2 separate regions of the Homo sapiens genome follow, and region 2 is linked to region 1. The links are chromatin loops, found by intact Hi-C in ENCODE. Cell type or tissue: MCF 10A. All regions are shown on one strand. Each heading gives the region's core, and the rest is flanking DNA. Links, peaks and the distances in the headings are about the cores only.

Region 1 (8,349 bases), core at 164-8,163:
TAAGATATCATCTATAAAATGCATAGCATACTGTGTGGCACATGGTAGAATATACACATATTAACTTTCTCATTATAATTGTAGAATATTAAAGAGTTTTGTTATTGTTACTCTTGTGCTTTTTGTGTTCATTTTTATTATTTAATCAACCTCTTTGAAGTAATAATTCATTTTTGTAATATTATTTTTCCATAAGTTCCAAGAAAGAAACAGGAGTCCACAGGGGTATTTTGACAAGGAGACTCACTGGGGGCAGGTACTACAGGGAGAATGGGTTGAAATGAATGAGATCAATGTCACAGATGTCTAAAGGAAGGAGGTTGCAAAGTTGTTCAATATGGAATATTTTTTCAACATAAATGCTGGGTATTGTGTAATATGATATTTCCTTGTAACCTCATAAAACATTAGTGATAAGAAAGAAATTAGTAAATGCATACAGAAATGGGATTGCTTATGTATACCAATTAAAGACTAAATAGCAGGCATTTCAGTGTAAACAATACTGGTGAGGAAAATCTGACAGCTAAGAATTTTTTGTTGTCGTTAGTAGCTCATTATGCTAAAATAAATCTCTTTAATTGGATGACTTTTTATTCTGGATAACTTAAGTTTTATTTTATTGGAAAATGTATAACTGATACAGCATAATGGTTAAGTACATGGGTACTAAAGAGAGATTGCAGTGACGGGGGAAGGGAGAGTCTATTCCTGGCTCTGCCACTCATTAACTGTCATCCCTTGGCCGTGCTACTTATTATCTTTGCCTCAGAACTCTTCTGAAAAACCAGGATAATGATACTACCTGTCTCGTAGGATTGTTTTAAAGATGAAATGTGTAAATATTCATAAAGCCCTCACGATGATGACTGGGGAATATTAGGCGCTGAAAGCTCCTATTTATTGGGAAAACCAATATTAACAACATTCATATCTGCACTAAATCCTCATTGAAATATGGGCTAACTAAATGCCTACAAAAAAGACTGCTGAGTAGAAATGTGGTCATAAAGTTAATTATCAATGAGTAAACAATTTATAATGATGAAGATAATAAATGTAATGTCATCACACTGAGGAAAAAAACAGTAGTCTTTACTTAGTAACTAGTACAATTATGAGTTTCTAACCTCACCGGATTTTTTCAGACTTTTTATCAACTTTTCGATGGTAACTTGAATGAGCATGTAAAAGTATGCTACAGAATAATGGAGAGGATGGAAATTAAATGGCAGTCTTACTCTTAGAGTTCAGAAACACACTTTGAGACATGAATGTGAGTGCAGATGGTTTATGTGGTAATCATGAAGAAAAGGAGAAATGAGAGAGATAAGGGGAGATAATCAATACAGTGTGCCTCCATGAGAAATTTACTGCTGTGGTAAACCTGGGCCCAGTCCCACTGGGGACCTTTAGAAATGTATTTAGAAGCCAACTTAGTGCTTGTCCACCTAAGAGTTGAAAGATCTGAGGTATCTGTCTACCAAGTCCACCCCATCACTCTCCCCACATGGTAATTTTCTAGCTCCTGCGGCTTGTCCTGTGTTTGACCAGACCTGCCCCTGCAGCCAGAGGCTGTACTCAGCAGAATCTGCCACTTGTTTTGTAAGAAAGAGCTTCTACTCCAGGCAAGATCCTTGGGTTCAGGCAAGATGGATGCCTGAATTGGCCTCATACTTTGGACAGCAGTGCATATCACAAACTCCTTAACACAAAGAATTAATTTTTCCTTTGGGGGCTCATATGAAAAATTTTTTGAACTTTGGTAACCTTTAAGCATGAGAGGTTTGGTATGGAATTCTGTGTGAGTGGAACTGAGCCCTCCCTGTCAGGGATGTGAGATTGACAGCACAGAAGTGAATGAGCAGGAAAAAAAATCACAGCCACTCTGTGAAGCCAGAGGATGAATATGTGTGGCTTCTTTTGCTGAACAGTGCAAATAAAAATAATTCATGGGAATAACAGGAAAGATGTTACCCAGTTCCAGACAATGCCTATGAGAAGAGGAATGGAATTTGTAGGAAAGAGAAATATGTTACTGGACTTGGAAACTTGAAAATAAAAAGGAACAAGCTACTATTTGGACAAGATATGTGTTGGGAAGATTTCAGGTTTGTCTGTGATTGTGGTAAGGCATTACAGCTGAGAGGTTTTAAAGTATCATGTTGGAATTAATTTAACATCTCCAGGCCAAAAGAAATGGAGCTTTTTTTAAGGAAAAATAATAATAATATAAGAGAGAAGGCAGAAAATACAGAATTTAGTTTTTGAGGTTATGGGTCATGTGGCCCAAAGAACTACATGTTTGGAAGTCAAAGTGATATTAAGAATAGTTCCAGTAATACACATAACTTGGAAAAATTAAATCTATGAAGAGTTGAAAGAATTCAAGATTAATTTCTGAGATTTTAATGGCACTGTATATTAGGCAGTTGGGATTGGGCAGGAAAGTGTGGATGTTTGCCAAAACAGAATGTAAATTTGTAGCTAGAGGTGGGGTGCAGTGAAAATTACTGAAGGAGCTGAAGTTGGAAGGGCTAAGATGGTGGGAACAGGGCTTGGAGCCAGGGGGAAAGCAAGACACAAGCCAGAGCTGAAAGAAGAGTGGGAATGGAGCCAAGGCTATTATTAAGACAGTAGAATGGAAGTTTCAGAGAGATGGGAAGGAAAGAGAGATGAGACTCAAATACAGCATTAGGGACTACACCATGGAAAGGGGTGGGAAAACAAGCCACAGTTATACAAACCATATGAGGTTCATTTTTCTAATAAGTAGACTTAAAGATACATGTAACAAAAATTAAAACAAAAAGGCCTAGGACAGACTTTCCTTCAGCATATAAACTGAGCATTCAATGGCCAACTGTAGAGGAAAGGCATACAGTTCATTCATCTATCATAGCTTTGTTTGCCATGATTTCATGTCTGTTTTTTCATTGTTTTATCTTTTTTGGATAATAAACACTTTTTTTTATTTGAGATGGAGTCTCGCTCTGTTGCCCAGGCTGGAATGCAGTGGTGCAATATCCACTCACTGCAAGCTCCACCTCCTGGGTTCACACCATTCTCCTGCCTCAGCCTCCTGAGTAGCTGTGACTACAGGTGCCCGCCACAATGCCTGGCTAATTGTTTGTATTTTTAGTAGAGACAGGGTTTCACCATGTTAGCCAGGATGGTCTCGATCTCCTGACCTCATGATCCACCTGCCTCAGCCTCCCAAAGTGCTGGGATTACAGACGTGAGCCACCATGCCCGGCCAAATAGTAAACATTTTTAACAACTTCTATCACATGTTCAATTTTTATACTATTGCATTTGCATAAAAAAGAAGAAATTAAAAAATGCACTAGATAAGAATGTAGTGGAAAATCAGTGTTAGGGAAAAGAGAGCAAGTTTTTTATGCTACCATCCATTTTTCCTGTTAAATTAATTAAAAGGAGGCTGCCAGCCTAAAGCTGTCTCTGTACTTTGAATTACTAAATAACAAACTGAAAACTATTTTAGTGTGTAAACAAACTAAACCCTAATTTAAGAGTATATTTTGTAATAAACTGCTGAATTTTAGCCAATCACAGGCAGTCAGTTGATCAGACCATGACCAAATAAGACAAATGCCTCATCACACCATGCCCAAGTAAGGGAGATGTATAGATGTAGCCAGTCAGGTGGTTTCTGTACTTTGCTTCCATGCTCACCCTATAAAAGCTTGCTGCTCATGCTGCTGGGCAGTGTTCTCTGAACCTCTTCTGGTTCTGGCTGTTGTCTGATTCATGAATTGTTCAACGCTCAAATAAAATCTGTTAAATGTAATTTGTCTAAAATTTATCTTTTAACATTTCTCACATTGGAATTCCTTGCCAAGGAAGTTAGACACACCTAGATGAAAGTACAAAGGGGAGACCAAGTACCAATTTAAATATAGCTGAGCAAGCACTCAATACTCCCTGTTTTGGAGAAAATTCAGTTTGAAAAGCTAGCTGAGTTGAAGACACTTGCATGAGTTTTTCTTTTTCTGAATCTAAGTTTCGAATTTTATGAAAAAAATCCATAAAACGTTTCTGGAAATCCGGAGTGAGATTTGGAGAATCTGTTGACCACATCCATTCCTGAAGCAAAGGAAGAGAGAGAGAGATCTAGGTAGCTGATTTTTAAAAAGAATAACCATGTGAACCAATTTTATCTGTTTAGATAGTGACTTGGTACTTAAACAATCAATTTTAAATGTATCTTTTCTTAGGGGAGGTGGCAAGCCTCTTAAGGCAGCAAGCAAAGCAGGGCCAGATGAAGGAAACAAAATAGGAGCTTAAAGTCCAGCAATACAATATTCATTCATGTATGTATTTATGCATTTAATAAATATTTATGAAGTGTCCATATGTGCCAAACATTTTCTTTTAGTTGCTGGGGACCAGATTCATTAGAAGCCAAGACAAGTCTCTATATAGGGAGAGTTTTCAACTCTAGTGGAAACCAACAAGCAAAAAAAGAAAATATCAGATATTGGAATATGCTATGTAGAAAGTGACTGACTTTCATGGAAGAGTGATAAGAAGACTTCCTTAGGTAGAACAGACACATAGCCTACTCCGAGGGTGTGGAAGTTTAGCTGATTCCTCAATGCTAAGCCAGCTAAAACATATACGAAGAAAGTATAGCAGGCAAAACAGTCAGCAAATTTAAATATATTATGATGAAGGAAAAGTTTTATTTGTTTTAGAAAGAGGAAGACAGCCAGAGCAAGAGGAATTCAGTAGCTTGAGGGGAAAGTAATGAGACATGGTTTCGTAAGAGTTGGCAAGAGCCTCAGAGGGCCCAGAAGAAAAGAGTGCCAACTGTCTACTTCATTCTAAGTTCATTGGGAAGCCTTTTTGAGTTTTAACCAGGTAAACAACACGGACTTCTATTTATAATCATTGGAATATGTGGACACCATGTACAAATAGATTCATCAAGCTGAGAAATTGATTTTTTATTAAAAAATACACAATTCATTTCAGAGCATGTCTTAACTCATTTATAATAGTATTAACAAAGATGTAAGTTAATGTTCATAACAATTTTAGGAAATGAGGAAAAAAAGAGTAACCATTTCAAAATGGTGTTTTGCTAGTCACTGCTTGTTTGCTTGGAAACCTCACTTTCCCCCAACTCTGCTCTGAGTTTCAAGGGATGACCCTTGTAAACTGTATTTCCTGGTTCCACTGGGAACTATCTTTCAGTTAAATTTCATCACTGGGATGCTCTGGAAGGAGACTGGAGGACAAAAGGTGAAGGAAGCCAAGGCACTATCTCCCTCTTCACTTCAGGTGACACCTCTGGCAGTGACTACATGCCCTCTCTGAGAAGCAACTGCTAGCTTTAGAATCCACCAGGCAGTTCAAGTTGCTGAGTTCTGGTAACATCCACTCCTCTTTTTGAACCTTGAGCCCAGTGGGTGAAGTACCTTAATCTGTTGCTAATTTGTGTTTCACCTTCTTGGCCATTGCATCTTTTTGCAACTGTCATGATTAGATTCTTCTATTGAATTCTCTCTATTTAATTATCTGAGTTGGATTATGTTTCTTTGGTTGGACCATGAGTGACATAAATTCCTACCCCTTCTTTGGCTTATTTCAATATAATATACTTCTAAGCTGATAATTAGGATAATGCTTTATATTTATAGAGCATTTTCACTATTATCTTACACAAGGAATTTGTATTTTATTTAATCTATTTTTATTTATAATGTTCCCAGTAAGAAGTACTTCCAGAAATAAAGATTCTAGACATTCAGTGTATTAGAGAACTGAACTTTCAGGTATAGGACTTATTTGGTCTGGCTGATTTGGGTCAATAATTTTGTGATGGAGATGAAAATGGATAGTAAGTCAACTTCTGTACTATAATTATCAAGGTGCAGAAATACCTACTTTTCAGATAAAGCTCCTGATGTTCTGGCATAATTGTGTTATAACAAATAAATTCTTTAATATACAACCAAATTTGGAAAATCTAATACTTTAAGACACACTTAGTTATTCATAACATATTCCTTATAGATTTTATCACATGCTCTTCTAATATTTAAACCAGGGTTGTTTAATGTTTTGAATGGTTTTATAATAATAAAGATTTTGAGTGGGCTGGTTGTGGAATGAAAGTAAAAGTTATGGAGAGGCTAGCAGAAAGCACTAAAATACAGAGAAACTAAGTGACACAGGTAGGAGAGTACATATCAGAAGAGAAAGGGAGATGGGAGGACACATTCAAGTAACATCTGTCATCATTAACTACTTACCTGCCTCTCCTCTCAGGCCTTGACTGCAAGTGTCATAAATCATTTAGCTTTTTATCACCAACTCCTAGAATAGGGACAGGCTTATGGTGATCATCAATTATCTTTGTTGACTGAATAAACTGAGAAAGCAGAAAATGTCTTTTCCTTCTTTCTTTCCTTCCTTCTTTCCTTTCTTCCTTCTTTCCTTCCTTCCTTCCCTCCCTCCTTCCCCCCTCCCTCCTTCCTTCCTTCCTTCTTTCATTTCTTCTTTCTCTCTCCATATATTTTTCATTTTTTCTTCCTCCATTTACATATACAAGCATGAGTTAAATTACATTCTACTGCATCACATGTATCTTTTCTGCATTTGCATTTAAATAAATATATAAAATTTAATTTTATGCTTTTGTGAGATTATCATTTATACCTACAATTCTTAAAACAACAAAGTTAATTTTTCTCTCCATATTGTTTGTATTGTACCTGCTTTATTAATGTAACCCTGGATGATATGAGAGTCAGTATAGAAGAATGGAAAGCATAGAACACTGAATTAGTAAACTTTTCAATCACATTCTTGTTCTGCCCTTTACTAGCTGTGTGACTTTAGATAAGTTTCTCTATCTGTCAAATGGAGACACTCATAATTGTCTCATGATTTTTGTAAGAACAAAGGAAATAAACGAAAGTTGCCAGGTAAATAATAAATGATATTTTGACTCCTTCTCCTTTAGTTCTCAGTTTAAACATCTAGTGCTTACAGAAGACTAACATGACTTTATTTCCTTAACTCCACTGTTCTACCCCTAGTAATATTTATACCTGTTAACTTCTTTTCCAACCCTCTGGAATTCTCCTTGACAGTACTCACTATTCTTATGACATCTAGCCCAATTACTGCCTTCCTTAAAGTTCCTTATATCAGAAACGACATGCATTGTATTCAGAGTATCTGGCAAGCATGTACTAGATACTCTAGATTTGTGTTGAATGAATGAAACAGTATTTAAGGTGATGTGTTTCCTTACCTGTTGCCCATTAGGCACCACCACTCTTTTCTAAAGCTAAAGATTATTTTTCCCAGAATCCTCCTCCCTGTATGTGGTTCCTAGTTGGAGTGTGCCAATAACAGGCGTTCACGTGTGATTTAGCACAAAGAAGTGAAACAGAAGCCATTATTTCTGAGAAGCAGTTGCATCCTGAAGCTTATGCAGAGGAGAGATTTACAGCATGTCTCCCGGCTCTTGAGAACTATTTACTTCATCACTGCAACCTAAGTAGTTGGTAGGACCTCCTTAGAGAATCTTGGCAACTGCAGAAATTTACAAACTAGCTCCTGAGAAACAGATTTCACTGCTTCAATTTGACAACGTTGGTGTGAAATCCTCTATTGTGGAAGCTCTCTTCACTACCACTCTCTTGATCTTTCAGTGGTTTTAAACCCCTAATATTATCCTAAGCACCTTTTACTTGATTAAACAGAGTGGCTTCTGACTTTTTATATGATTTTTTCACTGGCACAGGTGCTTCACAGAGTAGTAATAAACTAGTTAATTTTAAACAGGAGCCAAAGGTGAAATTATTTTCAAAAAGAGTACAGGAAAGTCATAATGTCAAATTCCATTTCTAGAAGCAGGTACATACAGAGCTCTAAAATTTTTGCAGTAAAATAAAAATGGAAGCAAAAACGGCTACAAAAATCACAAGATTATGTCACATAAAACAGTTTTCAGGTGCCGCATAACCATTCATCAATTAAGACCACAGATATATTTTCTTCATATAGCCTTCAAAAAGAAAGACTATTAGAAATGATAATTCTTGATATTTAATGAATTCTTATTCAGATCTATGAAACCTGCCAAGTGACTTACATGTGATGTTTTGTTACATTCTTATAAAGATGAAGAAACAAAATAAGACTAATTTGCCAAACATCACTCATGTGTTAAGTAAACAAGCTGTAACTAAAACCTAGATATGATTGACCGCAAAATTTTAAAATTTAATCTCTTCACCATTATTTTATACTACATTTCTATAATAATGCCTTCAACTTATTGCCTGGTAATTTACATTTTTTATTATT
Region 2 (8,349 bases), core at 178-8,177, 58 kb after region 1:
AGATAACGGACCATTTTCTCTTTCTTGCGACAGAAGTCTAAGAATCCAAATTCTTGTGTTTTCTCCTACTTCAAAAGCCGTCTCTTCTTAATCACGTATACTGGCTCTTACTCTTCTGTTCAAGCTTTGAAATGTTGGAGTATCTTATGACTCTGATATGGATGTCCTTTTCTTTGCCATGGAAATATTCTTTGCAGATAACCTCATCCTATTCTATGGCTTCTAATGTAATCAATACACACATTTGAGATTCATATCTCAAATCCGTTTTTACAGCCCATACATTTTCTCTGGAACTGCAGGCATGTATATTCCATTGCATACTTGACCTCTCCATGTGAATATCTAACTGATGTTTCACTTACAGCTTGATCAAAACCGAACCCTTGTTAACCAGCTCCCCCCACAAAAAACCTGTTTCTTTTCAGGTCTCATCTCAACACAGGCATGAGCAAACACTCAGTGGGTCAAACCAAATCTTGTAGTTATCTGTGATTCTCATATTTCCATCCCATTTTCTTTCATTCATCAGAAAATCCTGTTGAGTCTATCTCTAAAATGTATCCTAATTTGTCCCCTTTTTGCCACTGTCACTACCAACACCCTATCTCAAGCTCCATTATTACCCTTGTAGACAATTACATTAGTTTTCTCACTGTTTTCCGTATTGCTGTCTCTTCACGGCAGCTGACACAAACTATTAAAGCCTAAATCAGATCATATTAACTCCTCTACTTCAAATACATTATGAGTTTCAATTATCAGGTGTGTCCAATCTTTTGGCTTCCCTGGGCTACATTTTATGGGGCCACCCATAAAATTCACTAACTGATGAGCTAAAAAAGAAAAAAATTGCAAAAAGTCTCATAATGTTTTACAAAAGTTTACAAATTTGTGTTGGGCCGCATTCAAAGCTGTCCAGGGCCGCATGTAGTCCACAGGCCACAGGTTGGACGAGCTTGAATTAGATAAAGAATTAAACAAAATTCTCACCCACAAAGCTGTACATGATCCATCTCCTATCTTGCCATTTTCTGGCCCTTTCAAAAATGTTTGTCAACTTCTATATTATTACTAATTATTATTATTATTATCATTTTTGAGACAGAGTCTCACTCTGTCACCTGGCTGGAGTACAGTGGCATGATCTCCACTCACTGCAACTTCTGCCTCCTGGGTTCAAGCAATTCTCCTGCCTCAGCCTCCCGAGTAGCTGGGATTACAGGCATGCACCACCATGTCCGACTTTTATATTTTTAGTAGAGATGGGGTTTCACTATACTGGCCAGGCTGGTCTCGAACTCCTGGCCTCAAGTAATCTGCCCACCTCAGCCTCCCAAACTGCTGAGATTACAGGTGTAAGGTACCACATCTGGCCAACTTGTCTGTTAGATCAAGTATTTGGTGAATAATATTTAACTTTTTCTTCACTGTGGAAAAATATTAATTAGGAAATAAATACATCATAAGCTATGGTTTAAATTCTAACATCAATTCTAATATAGGCAAAATAATGTCAATGTCACATCTTATTTTGTAGTTAAAGTTGGATAGAAAAATGCCTAAAAGAATATGCTTCTGATTCTTAATTCAACAAACTATCAACAACTACAAGGGGAGTGTAGCGGGTTAAAATAAACCCTGGCAATTTGAGGTCTTCTATAGATTATCTCTTCCAGCTAATATTTTTAGGTATTGAAATATCAAGGTGACACAGAAACAATTTAGATAAAGTTGCTGGTACAGGATCTATGTACTCATCCGTCTCCCAGGTAAACAATTCAACGGAAAAGATTAATGGTACTCAGAATATTAGTCTTACTTATCTCCTTAGTTTTAAGACTAGTAAAGCTGGCAATTTTACAGGACCGTGGCATCAAGCCAATGAGCATGCAAATTTAAATTACTCATTTAATTCTACATTGTATCATAAAAACCCAAGGCGGTTTTGTTTTAGGACACTTTATCTATTAAGAGTGTTCCTATTTCAAAAGATACAGGTTTTTTCTTGATTTGTTAGAGAAACATTGAGAAACAGAATCAGGTGCTTTATTTAGTTACGTAGAAACATAAAATCTGCAAACTGATAATAGACAGAGTCAATCAAATGCAAAAGTCAAAATTTAAATGCCAGGTTCTTTATTTATATATATATATATATATATATATATATATATATATATATATATATATATAGTCAATTCGCATAAGACAGAAATTTTTTGTTACTTCATTGTGCTGTGTTTTGCTGTATCAAATGCATCCTTATATAGACTACTAATTCTTGTTTTAGAAAAGTTATCATTTTTCGCTGAACCAATGCCCTCAGTTACACATTGCAACAAACTGACTACACCTTAATTTGTGGTCTGGTCTTTCTCAAGTTGTCATTCTCTCATATTGTTTTTCTAACATGCTAAGTCTTCTCAATCTAATTAACTATCTATAATTTAAGGGCCCATGCAGAAAGCACAATGGCAGTGCTAACCAATGTCTGTCACTTGTCTGCTCCTTAACCTCAGGATTCCATGAGTAATAAGCCTTCACCAGAGAATTACATTTCCAATGACTCTTTTAAAATAAAAACTATATAATTTGATTGACAGTGGAAAATGCCTATTTAGTAATAGTTCTAAAGCTGAAAAACTACAGAGGACTTCATTTTGAGTATCTAACTTTGTAAAAAAAGCAGAACTTATTTAGCAATAAATTCAATGCGTATCTGTTTGTTTCTTGAAATTAATCTTTTTTACTTAGTTTATACTTTTTTGAGAGTTTTGGATTTTAAAGCCTTTACCTACATTAAATAAGAACTTCTTTTTAGAAGTGGTACTCACAAAAACACTATGAAAGAGTGAAGCAGTGTTTCAATTCCTTGGCTTAATGTTTTTGCCACTTCTGCGTAAGGAACTCCATCTTAAATATTCTGCAGTAAGCTGCGCATATCTCTATCCCTGTCCTTATCACTCTTAATGTTTACTTTTGATTTATGTAACTATTTCATCCATCTATCACAGTGGCTGGAAAACAGCAGTCACCTAATAAATAATGATAGAATTAAGAAATGAATATCTATGTGGAAAGTTTAACAAACAGTGGGCATTTTGTTCTAGTTGGAAGGTAGGAGTAAAAAATAGCATGTGGGCCGGGTGCGGTAGCTCCCGCCTGTAATCCCAGCACTTTGGGAGGCTGAGGTGGGCGGATCACAAGGTCAAGAGATCAAGACCATCCTGGCCAACATGGTGAAACCCCGTCTCTACTAAAAATACAAAAAGTTAGCTGGGCGTGGTGGCATGTGCCTGTAGTCCCAACTGCTGGGGAGGCTGAGGCAGGAGAATCGTTTGAAACCGGAAGGTGGAGGTTGCAGTGAGCCGAGATCGTGCCACTGCACTCCAGCCTGGGCAACAAGAGTGAAACTCCATCTCAAAAACAAGCAAGCAAACAAACAAACAAAAACATGTGATTTAATAATTGATTTCAAATATGAAAAATAAACTGCAAACTTATAGAATTTGAGACAGCAGCCAGTTAATAAGTTCAGCCAAGCAAAACAGTAAATTATTATTATTATTATTTTTACCTTTCTACCATTTAGTACTTCTATAAAAGTTACTTTATAGTGGCTAAATTGGACTGGTTCTTGACTTTTCTGCTTTCCCTTATAATTTCCTAGTGAGGCCTGTCCATCTAAAGTAATATCCAGGATTCTGGAATTATTTTATATGCTTTCTCTTGTACTTAAAATTTTGGTCACAGTAGTCGACTAAGCTTAGATTTCAATTTCAGCTCTAACCTTTATTGGTCGAATGGCTTTACTCCAATTCTCTCTCCTAAGCTTCATCTACCCAATGGTGATAACAGTGTTACTTATTTTATAGGATTACTCCTCAGAGTAATCCTGTAAACTTAAGCAAATGAAGTATTCATATCTTAACATCTGAGCTTTAAAAGTGTTCAAATAATTATGCTTACCAATATGTTATATACACATAGCTATACTTATATAAATTTAGCATATATATTAAATATGATTAACCTGAGTCCTCTTAATTTGGGGAGTTTCTACGTATTTTTCACAAGCAGGACAGGGCTGTTATAAATTTCTCATTCCAAGTGTTGTGACAAAGTTGTTACCAATCCAGAGGTATTTACAATTTAAAACCAATAAAAACTGCACTCCAAAATGCGATTTAAAGAAATTAAATTAAGACACATGGAGATTTGGGGAAGACTTATTGAGGAAGAAAGCCTGCCTTTCAAATTCCCCTGAAATAACACACATATAGATGCGTATTAAAGACCTACTAATAAGGACTTTTATCCCATTATACATAGAATAAACCATGGCTTTAAACTTAGCAACTAAAATGTTAGAGAAATATATGATTTAAAGGCAAAAATGTGGAACAACCGAGCAAACTAATACATAATATATATACTGCATAATGGAGCAGTATTCTTTATCATTTTAGATTGGGGCCTCATAGCTTCTTCTTGTTCCCCTCACCCCCGAATAAGGGAAAGGGTGTGTGTGTGTGTGTGTCTGTGTGTGTGTGTGTGTGTGTGTAACAAAGAGAGAGTGCCTGTGTGTACACTGTGAAGAGGGTTGGGAATGTTCTATTGAGGATGTGAGGCTGAGATCTGTAAACATAAGCATGACATTACTGTAAAAAACTCTGTAAGGACAAGGTTGCAGATGGTGAGTAATAAGAAAGAGAGAGAACTAGGAGGTGCTAACAACGTTTTGAGAAGCTATTTTTAGTAATAGGTCCACATATTCCACAGGACAATTTTTTAATTTTTTTTCCTCATTTATAAAATTCTCAAACATATATGTACATTTATTTTTCCTTTAAATTTTTCTTTATTTTATTTTTTTCTACAATGAAAATTAACTACTACACAATTTTTGACCAATTATGTTTTAAAATTTGTTTTTACATATGCAGTGGTCAGTGTTTGGCTTAACATAGTGCAAACGAAAAATACAGGATGCTTTCATGGGCCTGATGATGATCCGAAAGACTAAAGTGTTTCTAAAATCTCTAAGTCTATTCTGATCCAGCAATTCTACATCTAGTTTAAGAGTTCATCACAAGAAATGTTTACGAAATGGGTGGATGTTTAAGAAATGGGTGAATATTTTGTCCAGAGTTATTTGATGCAACTCTACAACAGAAAAAACATACATCCAATCAATACTAAAGTCAATCTAAAAGGATTTATGAAATAAATCATGGCACATCCATTGCTTATAGTTCTATAGCTATTAAAATAATGTTCAGGCCGGGCACCGTGGCTCACGCCTGTAATCCCAGCACTTTGGGAGGCCCAGGTGGGTAGATCACCTGAGGTTGGGAGTTCGAGACCAGCCTGACCAACATGGAGAAACCCCCCTCTCTGCTAATAATACAAAATTAGCTGGACTTAGTGGTGCATGCCTGTAGTCCCAGCTACTCAGGAGGCTGAGGCAGGAGAATCACTTGAACCCGGGAGGCAGAGGTTGCGGTGTGCCGAGATCGTGCCACTGCACTCCAGCCTGGGCAACAAGAGTGAAACTCCGTATCAAAATAATAATAATAATAATAATGTTCAGAACGTATAAACTCAACATTACAAGGAGTTCTTACAAGCTGTTTATAAGAAACAATGCTGACAACTAAGTCCATTGGAGAGCACCTGCCCAGTGTAAAGAAGGCACATGCAATTTGGCCTCCAACACATCCATGTAAGGCTGAAAACTGAGTACCGCCAGATAGATAATCGATCTACTTTACAAGAAAAGCTGCAAAATGCATGGGACAGGTTCTTGCAGAAAGATAAATCACAATCTGGGTTTTAGTCATTGTACTCTCTTTAGGGAAAGACCAATGGTACACCAAAGGTAAAATGAAGCTGATACAGACAGTATATTGTTTAAAGGACCATATAAGTTAAAAATCTCAATAATATTGTTTAGGGCTATTAAATACACTATTATATTTTAAACTTAACATGTCCTTAACAGATCAACAAATTGCATGTATGATATTCTATTTTGTTTAATAGCACTTACTGCATCACATCTCATGGTACACCATAATAAATATTGTAATTCGGCCATGTATTTCTGATTTCTATGGTAATGAGAAATGTAAAATTTCCTCAGTGTTCTAGCACACTTCTATACTGATAGCCAGTGAAGTAACTAATAATTATTTCAGTTTTGCAATCATGTATAAATCCTGTCCTTCAGGGTATTAGTCTGCTCTTGCACTGCTATAAAGAAATACCTGACACTGGGTAATGTATAAAGAAAAGAGGTTTCATTGACTCACAGTTCCACAGGCTCTACAGGAAGCATGGCTTGGAAGGCCTCAGGAAACTTACAATCATGGCAGAAGGTGAAGGGGAAGCAGGCATGTCTTACATGGCAGGAGCAAGAGAAAGAGAGAGGAGTGGGAGGTGCTACACATTTTTAAACAACCAGATCTCATGATAACTCACTATCATGAGAACAACACCAAAGGGAAAATTCACTTCCATGATCCAATCACCTCTGACCAGGCCCAACCTCCAGCATTGTGTAGAGGTAATTCTAATAGATGAAAGGAAGTTGGACTAGAGGGCTTCCTGTCTTTGGTGGACAAGGACTTAATTAGCTTAAAGAGTTATGAAAAAAAGGAGAAATTAATTTTGTATTGCATTGAGTTCTGACAATGTTTTACTTGTTCCACAATGTATTTTCCCAATCCTAATTAATTTAGCAAAAATATATTGAGTTTATATACTCTACACTCGTTATGCAAAAAATCTAGAATCTCACTGTAATTCTGATAACAGCTACCACACTTCTCCTAGCATTTGATGAAAACACCAATTTAGATCTAAGATAGATTTTTAATGAGAATATATGTGATATTCTCATTAAAATTAGTTTTTTTTTTTATTCCAAGACACCATTCTCCTTCAAAGACTTAAAGATTTCTTGACCTATTAAGTTTGTCTCTTCTCTGCTAGCAAGAAGAATTGAGACTACTAACCATTTTTTTAAGTAAGAACTGCTAAGGTGGATGGGAACTTTTCTCAAAAAGGTAAACTTCCGGTTATTACTGCAATATAATATTTAATACTTACAAATTTCCTTTTGAAATGTTGATAGAAAAAGTAGGTAATGTGGAAAACACAGCTTTTTTTGCTTAAATACTTTTTTGGGAAAGACTCTCTGCCCAGCTTTGAACACAATGATTAGCTGCCTCAGGGTCTGCTTCAGCTTCTTAGCCAATATATTCTTTTCTCAGGGAAAAGATTTTGTCAGGACTGTTTCTAATTTGATGGCTGCCCTGCCCAATCAAGCTTTGACGCTTTTCTTTTCTTTGGGATTATAACCCAAATAATCCTTTTTGCCTTCCTAAATCTGTCTCAGAACCCAACCACCATATCGATGCTGGGAATGGTCCAGGAGAGGAAGTAGTTAGATGAGATCACTTGCTGACTACTAGAGCATTAGGGTCTCATCTTGTGTCTTCAGGAGGGCAGACCCACCCTCTAGCATAAGGTGAAGATCCAAATGGAAAAAAAAAATTGACTTGTCTTCCTGGAAAAATTTGTCAATGTAGGAGGTTGCATTAACTGGTGTGATGACTGAGGCATCTATAATGTATGCATAAAATAATAAATAAGAAAATAATGGAATCTGATGTTTATATCTCAGTTGCATCAATACCCCACAGATGGATAATAAAAACCAGAGTGCAATTAATAAACAACTTATATTTCATACTTGCATATTTATTTTGTTCTTGCTAGAACACTGGACATGCTACCCAATCTGACTTAACTCTTTTTTTTCCCTTTTTGATATTTGCACATTATATCAACATTCTGCCTTTTACTGAGAAACAAGAAAGAACTAAAGGAAAAGAAACTATGGGTTACTTTGTTTTTCTTTTCCTTCCTGTGTAGCCATTTCCAGCATTAGAGGTTGACAACTATGCAGAAGTAATACAGGGAGGTAATACAGGAAAGAAAACATTTAATAGTGTTCCCTGTGCTTTCATGTTTCTTACATCATCTGAATTAGTTTCCTAGGGCTGATGTAATAAAGTACCACAAACTATGTGGCTTAAGCAGCAGCAACACATTGTCTCATAGTTCTGGAGGTCAGGATTTTAACCTTACCTCTAAATAAGTTAACATTCTCAGGTACTGGAAGTTAATACTTCAACATATTTTTTGAACAACACAATCCATGATGTTATTGCTATTCTGTCAGCAAAGCAAATTCTGGCTTGAACACGATGATTCAGGGGCATCAACACCTGTGCTTACTGAGTAGCAGACATAACATGCTTTCCTTGTCCTCACTGC

The links. Peaks named below come from ENCODE experiments on the same cell type or tissue, not always from the same donor. Only the 100,000 strongest peaks of a DNase experiment are listed, where the experiment ranks them.
Region 2: a loop joins it to region 1, with 13 times the contacts of the local background. A loop is called at or near these places in 1 of 110 quality-filtered maps.

The regions. Positions count from the first base shown.
Region 1 is chr13:85,656,109-85,664,457 of GRCh38, reverse strand. No RefSeq gene overlaps it. Among named protein-coding and RNA genes, the nearest start is that of SLITRK6, 140 kb to the left of the region's middle. In MCF 10A, for the core only: no CTCF peak of the experiment used is centred there; a DNase peak (open chromatin) is centred at 4,787.
Region 2 is chr13:85,598,013-85,606,361 of GRCh38, reverse strand. No RefSeq gene overlaps it. Among named protein-coding and RNA genes, the nearest start is that of SLITRK6, 200 kb to the left of the region's middle. In MCF 10A, for the core only: no CTCF peak of the experiment used is centred there; no DNase peak of the experiment used is centred there.